Linked DNA regions of Homo sapiens: region 2 is linked to region 1. Evidence: chromatin contacts called from ENCODE Hi-C data. All regions are on one chromosome and are shown on one strand. Each heading gives the region's core, a stretch centred on a gene start or an enhancer-like site at or near the end of the contact. The rest is flanking DNA. Distances are from core to core; before and after follow the strand shown.

Region 1 (5,270 bases), core at 787-3,286:
ACATAAAATACTTCCATGATATAAAAGATTATAAAAATAAAGATGATAGAAGCAGTGATGTGTTTTTTCTCTAATCTTAAGAACCAAAAAGAAAAGCAGTGTATGTGTTTTCTAGTTTCCATTCATTCACCAAAACATAGCTACTGTCCTACCAGTTCTAGAGAAACGAATAGAGCATACCAATGTCACATTTTCACCACACAGAAAAGAAACGCTGTGAACTCCAAGATGTCTTGATCATCTTTTACCTGTATCCATATTTATCACTGCACTTTATCATGAGTGAGGCTGAGAGTCTGAATTATACTTGTGTGTGCCTTTGTATTCTCCTTTGATAAGTAATTTCAAATGGGAAAGGGACTCCTGCTGACTGATTCCATTGTACGGTTCGAGAGGCCAAAGTCCAACATCTTTGCAAACTTTAGAAAAGTTATTAATAGAATACATTGATTTTAAATCTCCCTGAGATTGGCTATGAGTCTGGGCAAATAATTTAGCATCTTTACCATTTGTACCTCAGTTTCTCAGACAGTCGTGATAACGAATCATATTTGAGGAAGTGCTCTAAGCTTAGCTCAAAGATCCTGCATAAACTCAAGGAATGTTTGTAATACATAAGAACACTGAGATCTCTAACCAGATTTTTAGAAATCAACGCCAGTGAAATTTTTGCAAGAATTTACAACGCAAAAAACATAGGCGTGGCTAATAAATGGCAATAGTAATTTGTACCAGATTATAGATTTATAAAGTCCTACAGTTTAAAGGCTAAAGGCTAAAAAAAACCCCACATTCCTACTTCCCTTCCAAGTGAGAAATCAAACCTCCAGAGGGAAGCTGGCTGGGTGGGGAAGATGCTGATATCTGGCACTAGACCCAAGTCGCAATAGCAAGCAACTCTCATTTTCCCAAATTAGAAACTCCTTATCCATCCCAATGATGGTATGGTCTTTAAAAGGACTAATAATTCCATTAAGACTAACCAAGCCCTGTTACCCCTACTTTCCCTCCAATCCATCCTTCTACCCCTTCTCTTCTTATCCGGAGACTGGCAGGTTAACAGAAGTCAGATTAGAATGAATCTCTTATCAGAACCCACAATCAAGGACGCAGCTCGACAACTATTCACATTCATCATTAAGGGAAACGTATCGGTCCGCTCTTAATCGCGGGGCCGTCACACCCGGAAATGAAATCTCAAGCGCAGCCCACTGAGGGCTAACACAGCATTCGTTAAGTTGTGCCCTTCTGCGAGCGCCCGGCGCAGGACCCCAGGAGACCGCGGGCCCCGGGCACGGTTGCCCCGCCTTCCGCCTCCGGCCTGCAGGTCACTCGCGCTTCCCGGCCACGAGGCGGGCCCAGCAAAGACCCCGCGAGGGCGCGCTCCCTGGGCTGCCTCAACGGGCGCTCCGGGGAACACAAGAGAGGCACCGGGGCCAATCGCCTCTGGGGACCGCGCAAGGGGACGAGAGACGGTCACTAGAAGGACCTCTGGCAGCCTGAGGCGGCCCCAGGTGGGCCCGCGCCTCAGGTGGGCCAGGGACGTGGCGGCCGAGGCCGCGTCCCTTCAGCCGCGACCGCACACAGGGACACGCGGCCCGAGCGGGTCTCCCAGGAAGCCTCGGGCCCTCGCCCGGGACCCGCCCGCAGCCACTCGGGGACGGCTCAGGGCACCCGGTGCCCGGCCCCTCAGGGAGGCGCCCCGCCCCCAGGCGGCCCCAGCCCGGCGCGCGCTACGTACCGTGCCCCGCCCGCGTGCCGGTCCGCATTTTCCCGCCCGCCGCGCCGGGGGCGGGGGTCGCGCGCCCTCCCCCGCCCCCGCGCCACTCACCTGTCGGGCCCTAGGCTCGCTCCATGGCCGCCCGCGCGGTGCGGTGCGGCGCGGCCCCGGCCGCCCCCGCCGCCTCCGGGGAGGGGCAGCCCCACGCCGCGCTCACCGCCCCCAGCCGCCGCCGCCGCCACAGCGGCTCCGGCCCACCCCCGGCCCGGCCATTCCCAGGCCACCTCTCGCCGCGCAGAGCGGCAGTCCCACACCCACCCCCCCGCCTCCGAGGCCCCCGGCTGTTGGTACCGTCCTAGCGTAGCGCCTGCCCGACGGCCAATCCCAGCGCTCGCTCGGCGCGGCCCCGCCCCCGCCCAGTAGGCGGCCCCTACCGGACCCGCTCCGGACTGCCCCCCTTAACCTCTTCCATACCGGGCCCGTCCGCTTAACTCCCTCGGCGCCGGCGCCGGTCTCCTGCCGGCCGCGCCGCCCTGCCCGCTTACATAAACTGGCCTCTCACTTCTCACTTCCTTCGCTCTTTTTTCTTTTTCTGTATTTGTCCTCCATCCCCCACCCCGTCTTCTCTTTTTCTTTCCTGCTTTTCTTAGGTAGGTAGGCAGCCAAGCAGCAGGACTGGAGAGTTGCGGTCCCCTAGGTCGAGTTCTGTTTGTGAGAAGCATTTTCCCTCCTCCTGTTGCCTTTTTAATTTGCCTTGACTTCTGCTCGGAACTTCTGCCTATCTAAATGTATCCCCCGCTTCTTTTGCCCAGAAAAAGGCTAGCCTTTCCACACTGAGTGCAAATGGCTCTTCATTCGGACCAGAGCGGAGCGTCCTGCTACATACTTTCAGGAGCATCTCACAAAATTATGATTCATTTACTGTAATATTAGTTGTTTTACATCTGTTTTTTGCTAAGGACCGTAAGCCCCATGAGGGCAGGTCAGTCGCTCCTGGGTCGCCAATGCCCGACCGTAGTGCACCCAGTGGGCGCGGATAAATCGTGTGAATGAAAGATTCTGCCTTCCCTTTGTTTGCTTTCAGCTGACTTATACAGAGCCGCCACTGTGTCCATCCATTTATTCACCATATACTAAAGCGCAAACTTAGTGTGCCTGACCCTGAAATATAATGCAGGTTACTCCATGGAATAAGATGCGTGATGGGGAAAGACTGAGCTGACACTTTTTCTTCAGGCCACATAGTTCATTTAATCAGTAAGGCGTACTGAACAGAATTCTTTCTTACTGGCTGTATGATACTGGATGTGCCAGTTAACTTTGCTGAGCATCAGTTTCCTTAACTGGAAAATGGGAGTTAATAACTTCACAGGGTTGTTGTAAGGATTAAGTTAGGAAATGTATGGGGAAAGTACTCTAAGATTATTGTGTATGATTAGGTGTTATTCGTCTGTATATTTGCTGAGCATTTACTATCAGGAGATCCTAGAGAAATAATTGGGCTTGACACTTGCTCCGGACAATGTAGTTAGGGAGGCAGCATTAATCACTGCAGGAGACGTACAGTCAAATGCAGAAGGCATTGTATTAGCTTTTTGCTGCGTGTAGTTGAAAAGGTTTGGAGGTTTGGAGGTCGTTTTCTGGCCGGAGAATACATAATTCTTGGGAAAATGAGCTGGAAGATAATGAGAATCTACCTTATTTCTCTGCACAGGAAGATCAGTCTGCCTGCAGTTAGCTAATCTCCCTGAACCTTGCTCACTACATCAGGAGACCATAAAGCAAAAGGGTAAATCAACAGTTCCTTTAAGACACTTTATCCAAAAGGATTCTCCTTTCTTGCCTGTAACTCTGACAAGGACAGTGAGGGTGAACGCTCCAACTGTCACTGTTCAGGAAAAGGCCAGCTTATCCTGCAGCCTCAGCTTCCTGGGCGGATGATCCCTTCTGTCTTTAAGGATTTTCAGGTGAGGGCAGGGGGCAGTCATTGCCTCTCCAAGCAACCCACTTCAGTGCTTAATTTCGCATCCATCTATCCATCCCACATACTGCAGGACAGACACACTTCCTCCTTTTCTGTCCTCAGAGAAGGAGAGCTATGGGTTCAGGGCCTCTCTGTGAAAGGCTTTCAGACGACAAAATTGTTCTGCCCCCCAGTTTTCCCTTCTCCATGTTGCATTACCCAGGCCCTTGTTGAGTGTATGCATAGCACCAGCACCGTGCCTGACACTCCATGATGTCAGTTTCTGCCCCCTCCGCCTGTACGGGATTATTTTCCAACCAATCAACAGTCAATATATTCTAAGTATTGTGAGGGATGCAATCATTTAAGAAGGGCGTTTACATGACTAGCACACAGGAAGCAGCTGCAAGGAATAGGGACACTTAAATTATGCAGCACAGACTCTGTGATCACTGAAAGAATCACAGTCCAGGAAAACAGTGTGGGCTGGTATTGAGGTGAGCAAAATACAGGTAGGAGAAGAGAGGAACAATATGAACCAAAGTTAGGCAGTGCTCTGTGAACTTACAGCCGCCATCTTCAGCAGATCCTGCGTGACAGGAGAATTGTTCATTTGTTTGTTTATTCATTCATTCACTGATGCATACATTCATTCATTTAATGAATGTCTACCAAGTGCCAGGCACTGAGCTACCAGACCATGCAGAGATGAAGAAAGCCTGGTTCCCATTCTTGAGAAGCTGGCAGGAACCCCAATTAAGGAGGTCTGAGCACTTTGTCAAGACTCTTGTGATGCTCCTTTTACCACTCATACGATGTATGGTTCTACATGTCGTTGTCTAATCTCCTCTTTGCCCTTCTTCCTTGTTCCCAAACTGCAAGGATTTTTAAAGACATACACTATTTCATCTTTATTCCCACTTGTAGAGTGCCTCATACGAAGTACCTTCTCCACATTGATGTGTTGAAGCTCACTGAGTTAAAACCAGAGCAGGAATTTGGCTGTCCCCCTCCAGCCAAGGGTGGTAGGCATCCTTAGCAGAAGGATGGATATTAGCCCCAATGTGGAACCCCAATCTTGGAATTAGCCCCAGTGTGGAACCCACCAGAGGCTTGTCCGTGGCCTGCGGAATTCAATAGGGACACCTGTGCTTGGCATTTACTGCCATAGTCACCTTTTCAGGACCATTTTCTGCTAATTCCTTATCCTCCAACCTAAGGGGCTCACTTGCTGTCCTTTCCCTGCCCTCATGGTTGTGATCACATTGATTCTTCCTCCAGGAAATCCACCTCACTCCCACCTGTAAAAATGTTATACAGCTCTCAGTGCTGCTTGTTCATGAAGCCTTTCATAGCCTTCCCAACAACTGCACATGCTTTCCTTGGCTTCTGAGACCCAGCACTTTATTTGTAACTGTCTTGCGGTGGGGTGTATTGAAGTCTTTGGGGATCTGTCTGACCCCGTTCCCCGGGTTGTATTGACATCTGCGTCTTCTGTAGCACTAACACTGCACATGGCCCATGGTAGCCATGCAATGCTTGAAAGGAAGGTTTGAGAACATGTACTACAGAGCAGGGAATTGAGCC
Region 2 (4,780 bases), core at 2,122-4,621, 2.1 Mb before region 1:
CCTACCTCTGCATCCCACACCTGCTCCACACAATGACCAGAGAACTGTTTGCAGGGCTTGTGTTTTCTGGGAGAGTATAAGCTCCCTGAGGTGCCCCAAACTCAGTGCCCTAAGTGCCCAGGCAAACTGGCTTGCAGGTCCGTTTGCTGATTGAAAGGGATAGCAAATTCCCTCTAGACCACTATCTTCCCCTCCCCGGGGAAATGAGCCAGTAGGAAAGGAAGCCAAGCCCCACAGCTCTGCTCATACTTGTCCCAACTCCAACAGCCAGGTGTCCACCCTTTCATATCTTCCCATCACCAAGACAGCAACTTAAAACAGAAAACAAAAGAAAGCCTTCTAAAGTTGTTGGCCCCCTTCCTGACCCCCACCCCATCCCACACCATGGAAGTGTTGATAACACTCTCTCCCCAGAGCACACACTTGCAGAGCACAAGGATGAGCTTCCCCAGGATGAGAAAAACAAAACCCCACTCCCTCTGGCCTCTGCTCAGTGTTCAGGACACAGTTAACTAATCCAGAAGGTTGGATGACCTTGTCTGAAACCTAGTGTAGGTTTCAGACAAAGTCTTCCAAAGCATAGCTAATTTTTTTGTCCTTCTAGGGCTTTCAAGGAACAAGACACTGACAATGAACCAAAGCCTGGCTGGCAGTTTTCTAGGTATTCGGGTATTAAGTGAATGGAGATGCAAAGATACACTATGCAAAAGAATAGTCATACCACAAACTTCTCTTCGTTCATAACTAAGCATCTTTGGTACTGGATCACATGCCTAGAAAGGACAAAAGCACTTCCTTGCCTGTGTTCTTGGGGCTTGCATTTGGCCCTAAGCCTAGGCTACAAAAAAGGTGGGGAAATATTGGAGAGCAGTATTCATGAGTATTTAGTTTTAAAGAGCTCCCATTTCCACTACTTCATCTCAACCCTTATCGCAACCCTACTTGGTTCCTTTTACCCACTAACTTTAAAACTCAGCCTTTCCCTTTAAAACTCAGGGAAAAAAGCCCTATGCAAATGTAAAGTATTACAGAACATAAGAGCAGATTCACAGGTAGAAGGTCCTCAGGAAATGGTAGATACATTTTCCTTACCTGAGGCATAATTCTACCCTGGAGTTTTTCTTTTTTTTTTTCCCCCTGGAGAAAAGGGAAGATAAAAGCTGACTTTGTTGGACAGAAAAGAAACAGAAGATGGATACATTAAAAATGTAAGTGCTTACAATTTGCAGCATACATGAAACTCTGCCCACTTCACTTAAATATGTCCACCAAAACCTCAGCCCCCTCCAGCCTCTGGCAAGGGAGTCCTAGCTGGGGTTCTGGGAGATGGCAGCAGAACCTTGGTGAGATGGCCTTGGGCTTGACTTTGCAGAGCTAAAAAGGAAAGACGTTCAAACAATGAAAAGTCCTCCCACCGGATTCCACCTTCTGTTGGCCACTTCCTTCCTTCCCTCCTTTTTCCTTCCCTTCCTGCGGGAGCTACTCTGCCCCACCTTCCTTCCTGGAGAGGAGGACCTACCCTTTCCTCTCTAGGGCTGGTGCCAAAGGGATGAACAATGTGATTGCTGGGGGGGCGGGTAGGGGTGCAGGGAGTCAAGAAGTGGGAAGAAGCAGCCGGTGTTCGAAACAAACCAGAGTAACCAAGCAGAGATGGAGGGAGAGAGATGTTTAGTCCTCAAGGTGCATTTCAGGAGTCTTTGACCAGTTCCCAGAAATTTCCTTCATTTAAGCTTCCAAGCAAAGAGACTGCTAATGGCAGCAACGGCAGTAGAATCCCCAAAGCCTCATCAAGGTGCCCAAATAATGTGACCTCAAGGTGACAGAAAAAAGGATGGCGTCAGTGAGGTAAAAGGGGCACTCAATCTAGGTAGCCATTTGCAATCTCCCTTCTGCTGTCCCACAGCCCAGAGAGAAAAGAAAAAGTGGAAAGGAAACCGTGAAAAGAGGCAGAGACATCAAGAGAGTTTCTGGAAGAGTCTTGAAAAGGGCAAGGACAGAAAGAAGATGCCAATAGGAAGGGGAGAGGACAATACAAAAGGTAATGTGGAGCTGAAAATAGGAGAGGGGAGAGTCGCCCTTCCATCAAATGTAATGATAAAGCTACCAAAGGAGACCAGAGAGTGGCGGAGGGGGAAGGTCAAATGGAGGCGTTCGTGAAGGCAGAGCTTTGGAGAGAGGGCCAAACGTGAGATGGCGAGCACACAAAAAAGGCGCTCCAGGAGGCAGTTGAGGGGGCTGGAACGAAGTGAGAGAGAAGAAGGAAGAAATCAAAGGGTTCATCGAGGGAAGGGGGCGCCTAGGAAACACGCCCGGGAGGGCCCCGCTTTGTCTGGCGTGGGCGGCGGCGGGGGCAGCACGTGCAGCCGGGAGCGCGCTGAGCCGCCAGGCTCCGAGCCGAAGAGCGCCGAGAGGAGACACGACGCGCGGGGGCGGCCCCAGCCCCTCAGACCAGCGAGACCTCTCGCCGGCGGGCCCAGCGCTGCAGAAGGGGCGCATTGTTATGTCCCAGGTCGCAGCAGATTGCCGCTGTCCTGCAATACTCTCGCATCCTGGCACCGCGCCACTGGCACGGCCCGGGGGCTGGAAATAACTGCGCCGTTCCCATGACGACGAGGAAGCTCCCCCCGCCCCCGCCCCGCCCCGCCCCGCCCGCTGAGCTCCGCCCACCGGTACCCGCCGCGGCCGCCTCCCCACAACGGAGCTCCCCCGGTCACCCTGGCAACGGCGGCCGCGGCGCGCGGGAGGTGACTCTAAAAGCGGCGGGCCCCGCCCCCGCCCTCCAGCCCGCAGCGCCGCGCCGCGCGCCCAGCCCCCGCCTGGGCCTGCTCTCGGGCGGGACCTCACTGGGGCAGCCGCGGGCGCCGGCGCAGGAAGCCTCCCTTCCCCCTCGGCCCGCCGGGCCCGGAAAGGCGGGAGCTGGGAGGAAGCTTCGCGGCGGCCGAGGCTGCGGGAGAGGACGAGCGCGCCCCATTTTCTCCGCGGAGCCGCCCCCAGCCCTCCTGACCTCCGCGCCCCTTTAAATCCTCCGCGGGTCTCCCCGCCCTTCCTGCTGGGATGGGAGGAGACCTTAGCGGACGGTGCTCTGCCTGTGCGGCCAGATGAAAGGGGGACTGGGAAAATGAAGCCAGCTCTTGCCGGTGGGCTGGGGGCGGCAGGAATCCGGAGCTCTGGCCGCTGGCGGCACTGGGCTTGAGGGAAGCGGCGGCACGGGAGGCGTCCTCGGGAGCCGGGGTCTCACGGTCCAGGGAACGCCCCCGCCGCCGGCTTGCTAGCGAGGCATCCCGTGAACAAAGAGGCCTGCTTCACCCTACTGGGGCGATCGCCCCCCGGAGGGAAGGGTTTCCACCTTGCACGGCACTCGCGCGTTTTGTCTGTTGGTTGTGGTGAGGAGGGTGTATTGCAGATCCAAAAGGAGCCTCTCGGCCTCCCAGGGTGTCTGGGTCAGAATTGAGACGTTCTGGGCGAGGAGGTGTTGGGAGGGGAGTAGGAGGTCGGAAGGAGAGAGGCCGACCCAGTTAGCTCTGTTCACACCGTCCCTCTCTAGGAGCGGAGCCTACACCTGACTTGTTTGGAATGTGAGCTTTTGCAGGGGACAGAGGCCCTGGCACGTAGAAAGTTCTAAACTGTCTGGTGAATTGCTGCAATTAAAACCAGAGCGGCTCCTTCAGTTGTCCTGGGTGGGCAGGGCATCCCAAAGAAACACAGAAAGTATGCAGGGTCCTTTGAAAATAGTGCCCATATCAAACAAAATATTAATACTTCGCATTTGTAAAGTCCTTTCCTCTAAGAATGTTGTCTCGTTCCATATATATTTTCCACTCCATAAAATTCTAGAGCACAAAGAAAGGATTCATATGGGAGCGAATAGAACAAGTAAAGACGGTCAGCTGTGGTCACAGTGGAGGAACTGAAGAGTTTAGACTTCACCAGCTCTTAGAGCCCTGTTTTCTTTGAAGTGGTTACAACCGAGTACTTTGGTGTGGCCTAAAGAGTTTGAAGGTATACAGTTAAAGGACCTGGAAATAAGATTGGGCTGGCCATTGGGGCCTTGCTTTTCTCATCTGTGAGATGATAGTTGTGAAAATGAGATTAGACTGTATGAAATATTCTTCGTAAGCCATAGGATATGTTATACAAATGCTTTAGTTATTGAAACATCTATAAATTGGTATACAAGTCATGATTACTGTAGTTGCAATACGGAGTTGGTGGGGTGCTTCAGATTTGCAAGCTGTAGGAGGTGGGAACAGGACTGAAGGGCTATGTGCTGATGAATCTCCTTCAGCATTGCTGTGGAATGGATATGCTTCCCCAAAATTCATATGTGTTGAAGCTCTAACCCCTAATGTGACTATATCTGGAAATAGGGTCTTTAGGAGCTCGCTCTCTCCTCTGCCATGTGAGGGTACAGCAAGAAGGCGGCCATCTGCAAGCCAGAAACAAAGCCCTCAACAGAACCTGACCATGCTGGCACCCTGATCTCAGATTTCCAGGCTCCGGAACTATGAGAAATACATTTTTTTGCTTAAACCACTCTGTGATATTTTGTTATGGCAGCCAGAGCAGACTAAGACAAATATGTCTTCGCTTGGAGCTAAGCGCCCCTCCTACCACCTCCACCACCTGGCGTTTTGTTCAGCACTTCCACAGTTGTCTCATTTTTAATTTGTAACCGTGTAAGTTGGAATTGGCAAGATTTATTTTAAAATGAAGAAGCTAAGAAACAAAAAGATTAAAAGGCCTGCTGAAAGTCACACAGATTGTGAATGACTGAACTAGA

The links. A loop is a pair of places that touch in the nucleus more often than their neighbours do. Pooled maps may share reads with other maps.
Region 2: a loop to region 1 is called in a pooled map, with 6 times the contacts of the local background. The contact joins the enhancer-like site here to the promoter of FAM20B in region 1. A Hi-C loop is called at or near these places in 1 of 168 maps with a recorded cell type or tissue (CD8-positive, alpha-beta T cell), 1 of 37 single-sample maps with no recorded cell type and 6 of 50 pooled maps.

The regions. Positions count from the first base shown.
Region 1 is chr1:179,022,660-179,027,929 of GRCh38, reverse strand. It overlaps FAM20B (FAM20B glycosaminoglycan xylosylkinase), which reads right to left and starts at 2,036. Exons shown (of 8, transcript NM_014864.4): 1 at 1,832-2,036. RefSeq lists silencers at 1,250-1,989, 2,030-2,219.
Region 2 is chr1:181,103,367-181,108,146 of GRCh38, reverse strand. No RefSeq gene overlaps it. Among named protein-coding and RNA genes, the nearest start is that of IER5, 17 kb to the right of the region's middle. RefSeq lists silencers at 2,328-2,377, 2,638-3,127, 3,148-3,207 and an enhancer at 1,900-2,794. Within about 2 kb of position 3,371, at least 29 of the 41 ENCODE cell types and tissues checked have a DNase peak (open chromatin) inside an H3K27ac peak, as active enhancers do; they include CD8-positive, alpha-beta T cell, where a contact is called at or near this core.